Linked DNA regions of Homo sapiens: region 2 is linked to region 1. The links are chromatin loops, found by intact Hi-C in ENCODE. Cell type or tissue: chondrocyte. All regions are shown on one strand. Each heading gives the region's core, and the rest is flanking DNA. Links, peaks and the distances in the headings are about the cores only.

Region 1 (2,812 bases), core at 141-2,640:
TGGAGTTTTTTTTCCCCACTAAATATAGATTTTCTTTCATTTAAATAGTACTTAATTGTCCTAAATTAACTGACCTCCAGAATGCATTTGTGTGCAAGAAATTGTTCCTTTGTCCTGTCCCTGCTTTTAGTAAAAGTGTGGTAGTGTAGATTTGCCAGGGATAGTGTGAATTTGGACATGAACTCATGGACAGGAATTGTAATAAGCTGTCATATCCAGTTTGTGTTTCATGAGCAGCTTCCCTTTGCCAGGGTCTTTGTGGTTAGTGATGATCTTCTTGTTGCCAACCCTGCCTTGTCACTGGCTCACTGGATCCTGGATGGAGCAGAGACTGACAGTGCTGGGTTGCTCCTCTTGCCCCTTGTGGGATCTGTGGGGCTGATGGCCCTCTGGGTACCATCCCAGGGCTGTTCGTTGTTCTCCAGCGGAAGTGTAATAAGCAATTTGTCTCTTCATTCCTGACAGTTTCAAAATTGCATGTCGAGATAAGTTCTAGATTTAAAAATTAGTGTCTCCTAATTTCTAATGTAATTTTTAGATAAATTGATTATACAGATTTTGGAAAACATATAGTTACCATGTAGGTTAAAGAAAGGTGGTTTAGGTCTGGGCACAGTGGCTCATGCCTGTAATCCCAGTACTTTGGGAGGCTGAGGCGGGTGGATCATGAGGTCAGGAGATCGAGACCATCCTGGCTAATACGGTGAAACCCCGTCTCTACTAAAAGTACAAAAAATTAGCCGGATGTGGTGGCGGGCGCCTGTAGTCTCAGCTACTCAGGAGGCTGAGGCAGGAGAATGGCGTGAACCCGGGAGGCGGAGCTTGCAGTGAGCTGAGATCGTGCCACCGCACTCCAGCCTGTGTGACAGAGCGAGACTCCATCTAAGAAAGCTGGTTTAGTTTGAATTCTAGAAAAACCATAGTTTAACACGTGGCTTTGTAAGCAGGACTTTCAAATGTAATCATGTTTCAAAAAGACAGGAGGCTTTACTAGCGATAACGTGGTAAGCCAGAGAGCAATTTTTATTTATATTTAGGGGCAGATGATGGGGAAACACCACTGTGGTCTTGAGACAGTGGGGTGATTATGACCATCATCATCATTATCTCTGTCATTTCTCACACTTCTTGATTTTACCTGCACGTTTCCATTTCTTAAGAAAAACTTGCTAAACCCTAAAATAATATAAATACAATCTTAATTTCTAAGATTTCAAGAGGTTTGAGGTGTTGTTTAGTAGCAGTGTCATTGCAGTAGCTTGAAATATTTATAAGTAATAACCCAAGGGTAGCATTTCTGCCATGAAATGCCAGAAATAATGGGCATGTCTGACACTTTGGGGAGTTTCTTGGCTTCCTGTGATTTCTGTTCTCTGGCTTGCTGAGTCTGTTTGGCACAGGTCGGATGTTTGTGCTTGGTCTGGAATTTGAAACACGTGGCTGTAAACCACAGATAGTTTGATAAAGGCATAACAGGCAGGAAAACAAAAGATATGCTTTTAACCAAAAAATGTAGGCCTGCCCCTGGCATTTCCCGTGATGAAGGTGTTTGAGGCTGTGCTTTGCCGTTCATGGTGTAGCTCCTCATTCGTTTTCAGCTATCAGAAAGGCCACTTGTTCTGGTGCTCCTTGGCTCAGCTGGCACCAGGTCACTGTCTCATCCTCCAGCCAGTGAAGGAGACCGCCTTCACTGTGGGAACCAGCGGCTCGCATTTTAATTGTGATCTGGTGACTTCTGTACAGCAGCAGATTGATGACAGCTTTGGAGGGGAACAGGTGGCTCAGTGTGATTGAATCGTTCTTTAACTCATTCAACAAGTAATGGCCAAGTACCTGCTCTCTGTTGGACACCATCTGGGGCCCCAGGGCAGTCACGAACAAAGCAGACCGGAGAGAAAACAAAGCAGGAAGTTAAGGGTGGGGACATGGGTAGGGCCGGTGTAGCAGAAATTCTGGAGCCAGGCTGCCTGAGTTGGAATGCGAATTCCCATTACTTGCCGTGTGACTTTGGCAAGCCCTTTAATTTCTCTATGTCTCTTTCCTCATAGGTAACATGAGGGTAATATTATTATTATATGAGTTGTACTAAATAAATTGGCATGTGTAAAATTCTTAAAATGGTGCCTGCCATGTAACTACTATGTGTTAGGTATTAGGACAGTGCTTATATAAAGGGATGTTATGGTGTTACTGTTAGGTAAGGTGACATCCTTCAGATACCTGAAGGATATGAGAGCTGAACCATGTGACTCCTTGGGGAAGGAGCCTTCCCAGCAGAGTGGGCATGCGCCTGGTGGGTTTGAGGGGCAGAGGGAGTGTGGGGGATGGAGGGGAGTGGTCAGAGAGGCAGCAGGGGCAGGGCATGTCCAGTCCTGTAGCCACTGTGAGTACTTTGCACTCTAGAATGGGGGCCAATGTGGAGTTTGAGCAGACGTGCTCCTAATGCAGTTTTGGCAGGATTCCTGTGGCAACTATGGAGAGAATGGACAATGGAGTATCCCCAGGGGGTGCAGTGTGGGTTAGACCCTGAGGCATGTCAAGGGGCAAGGTCAGGGGATTTGCTGGTTGGCTGCATTGGGTGGGAATAGCGAGGGTGGAGGATGAGTGCAGGCCTTGAAGGGTGGAGTTGCTCCTTAGTGACTGATGTAGACTGGAAGGAACAGGTCTTGAGCCTGTTGATTTTGATTTACATGTTAGTCAACAGGGGAGCTGAACGGGCAGCATGGGAGTTCAGTGGAGTCAGTGCTGGAGATAATAGCATGGGAACCATTGGCATACTGAGGGTATTCATTACAGTCTTGTGGCTGAGGTC
Region 2 (2,812 bases), core at 80-2,579, 49 kb before region 1:
TGATGGGGATACCATTTCCCTCTTTGGCCCTGGATTGGGGAGGAGGAATTCTAGGAGGTAGGGGAGAGACACAACATTGGCGGTGGGAGAGAATAACACTTCTTCTAAGGTCAGGTCAGCCTTGTATGCAGGGTACCAAATGAACCCTGTCCCTGGGACCAAAGACTGAGAACTTGGGCTAGGAGCAGCAGTGCTGGCAGTGCTTGAGTTATGTCTGAACCATCCCAGGAGATTCCAGAATTATGGAGCTCTATCAGAAATGGCCCCAGCTGTGTGTGGGCTGCTGCATCTCTCCTGCCTGGATGCATGTGTGTCCTTTCCCTCTGCTGTCCTTCCAGTTTCTCATTTTGATCCTTAGGTGGATTAAAGAGAGGACCTTAAATTGCCAGTTGCTAACCTTGAGTGAGGATTCCCAGAGGAGTGCTGGTGCAATATAGGCAGGACTTCCCCCTCTGGTGATGTGCTTGCTTCCAGGGCCGAGGGAAGGGGAGGCACAGTGAGACCAGACTCTGTTCTCTGAGCAGTGCTGGAGGAGAAACACCCTCATCCATGTGGAGTGGGCATGGATGGAGGCAGCAGGGAGGGTAGTAGCTGGGCTTCCTGGGGCCCGTGGAGGCTGAGAGCAAAGCCATATGATCAAGGAGCATGACCAGGAAGCCAGTGGGGGTCCCGTCTGCTGCATGAGAGCCACCCCCTGGAGCCTAGGGCCCCGACTGTGGGCAGAGCTGGCCCTCCATTCTCTGCAGTGAGTATGGGGACAGATGTGATTGTGATCCTCTCAGAGGACTGATGCATTTTGCCAGAGACATGGAAGTGGCTTAAAAGCCAGCAAGGTCCTTGGTGGACATGATATAGATACAGGTTGTGTTCCTTGGAAGTGACCAACACGTGTCCTTTTGCATGGCGGAGATTCGGAAATGCAGCCTGTGCTAATCCTCTCAGGTCCTTTTGTTACGACTGTGGAGCCCCATGATTTGGTCACTACTTGGGGTCATTTATGTGTCTGGCTGGTCCAGTTCCTATGTTTTGACTGCTGGGACCAACAGCTGTGTGTGATTAGGGCATTGCCAAGTTCCCGGTGGTAGAAATCGTTTACCATATGGTTCTCGAGATGTCATTGTGTAATTCAAACTCCTAAGGCTGTAAGTTTTGCTAACTGCTCTTGGTGGGGCTCTCCCTGCATTTTACAAAATGCTCACTAGTTTTTGTCTAAAAACAAAACAAAACAAAAAACCGTAAAGTGACCAGTTAAGTAAATTTGCAGATAAAATACCCTTACAAGTTTCTTCCTTTAAAATCACTGAAAATATGCTCAATTTTTATTTAGTTTAACCAGACCACATTTGTGAGGGTAAGATATTCCCAGGCTATTCTGAGAAGGGGTTTAGCCTGAGAACTGGTGGAGCCTGGGAAGGGATAAGGCCTGCCTTGCCTGACAGAGCTGCCCCTGTGAAGAATCAGACATACGCCGTGCTTGCTTTCCTGGCCTTTCAGCTTGGTATGTCAGTCCCTTATAGCGTAGGCTTGTAGCAGACTCGCTGCAGAAATGCATTTTAAGTTCCAAGCAAATGTACAAATGAACTTTGAGAACCCAACTGACTTGAAAGCATGAGCTGATTGGGTTTCTCACATGGTTTCTTCCCACATTTTATAAAGTTCCTGCTTTTTAACCATGTGTGCTTGACGGTAAGACAACTAAGGGCACTTTGAAAGTGAGGGTGGCATTTTGGATGTTCCTGTTGAGCATGGTGAGGTCGTAGCTCCCTGCTGGGCCGTGGAGGCTGTGGACTGCATGTCTGGCTGCTAACTCTTGGCTTGACTGCCCAGGATGCTTATCCATGTTTGAGGTTACTTCTCGGGGACTGGTGTCTTGGGTGTCTACTCCACTTTTCTGGAAGTCTTTTTACTCCACCACAGAATTTGGGTACTAGTGTGTGAAGTGGTGAGAAGGTGACATGACTTACAGACCAGCCTGCCTGCCAGGTGGCCGACACAGGACACAACGCTGTTTAATTCAAGGTGTGAAGGGAGGCACAGGCTATTCTGCTTCCTCAATTGAAAAGGAGCAGGATGGGTGTGGTGTTTCACGCTGTTAATCCCAACACTTGGGAGGCCAAGGTAGGGGGTTTGCTTCATGCCAGGAGTTCAAGACCAGCCTGGGCAACATAACGAGAGTCTGTCTCTACAAAAATAAACATAAAAGATAAGGGGTTATCTCTCTTCTGCAGTAGATCTTTTATGTGCGGAGTACTGATAGGGAGATACATAACTGGACTCCCCCTTAGCAGATCCCAGTAATATGCTCCCTTCAGTGCCATGCGGGGGAGAAAATTCTGACTGTTATGTAGCAAACCCTGAGAAGACTTCTTCCTGTAGATTGGAGATGTTCTGGCTGAACACAGGATTGACCTCCAAACTGGTGTTTTTGTTTTTGGAATAAGATACATGGCTAGTAGAGATAAAGTTCTGTTGACATGGAAGGCTAGGTATGTTCTCCAGTTTACATGGGGACTCAGAAAATATGTGGAGCTGGAGTCTCAGAGAAGGGACATGCAATGGGTCCCTTCTGACACCTGCCTGCTTCCCATCGCAGATCTCCCTTGCCTGATTTTAGCCCTGTGGATAGCTGTTCTGTATATTTGGATTTTCTTCCAGCACCATCTATTTGATGTAGGCAGTTTTATAGAAGAATTCTTTTGGATTTTGTAAAATACTAAAAACGGCTTCTAGTGGTTTGATGAAAGGCATTCTGTTTAGAATCTCCCTAGCACAGTGCAGGGGGCGGCGGGGGTGGTGGGGTGGGGTTGTTTCC

The links. A loop is a pair of places that touch in the nucleus more often than their neighbours do. Peaks named below come from ENCODE experiments on the same cell type or tissue, not always from the same donor. Only the 100,000 strongest peaks of a DNase experiment are listed, where the experiment ranks them.
Region 2: a loop joins it to region 1, with 5 times the contacts of the local background. A loop is called at or near these places in 11 of 110 quality-filtered maps.

The regions. Positions count from the first base shown.
Region 1 is chr10:35,446,392-35,449,203 of GRCh38, forward strand. The region is part of intron 1 of CCNY (cyclin Y); the gene reads left to right. It overlaps LOC124902410 (a long non-coding RNA gene), which reads right to left and starts at 597. Exons shown (of 2, transcript XR_007062112.1): 1 at 1-597. RefSeq lists an enhancer at 1,638-2,308. In chondrocyte, for the core only: no CTCF peak of the experiment used is centred there; no DNase peak of the experiment used is centred there.
Region 2 is chr10:35,397,493-35,400,304 of GRCh38, forward strand. All of the region lies in intron 1 of CCNY (cyclin Y), which reads left to right. Among named protein-coding and RNA genes, the nearest start is that of CCNY, 62 kb to the left of the region's middle. In chondrocyte, for the core only: a CTCF peak has its summit at 1,217; no DNase peak of the experiment used is centred there.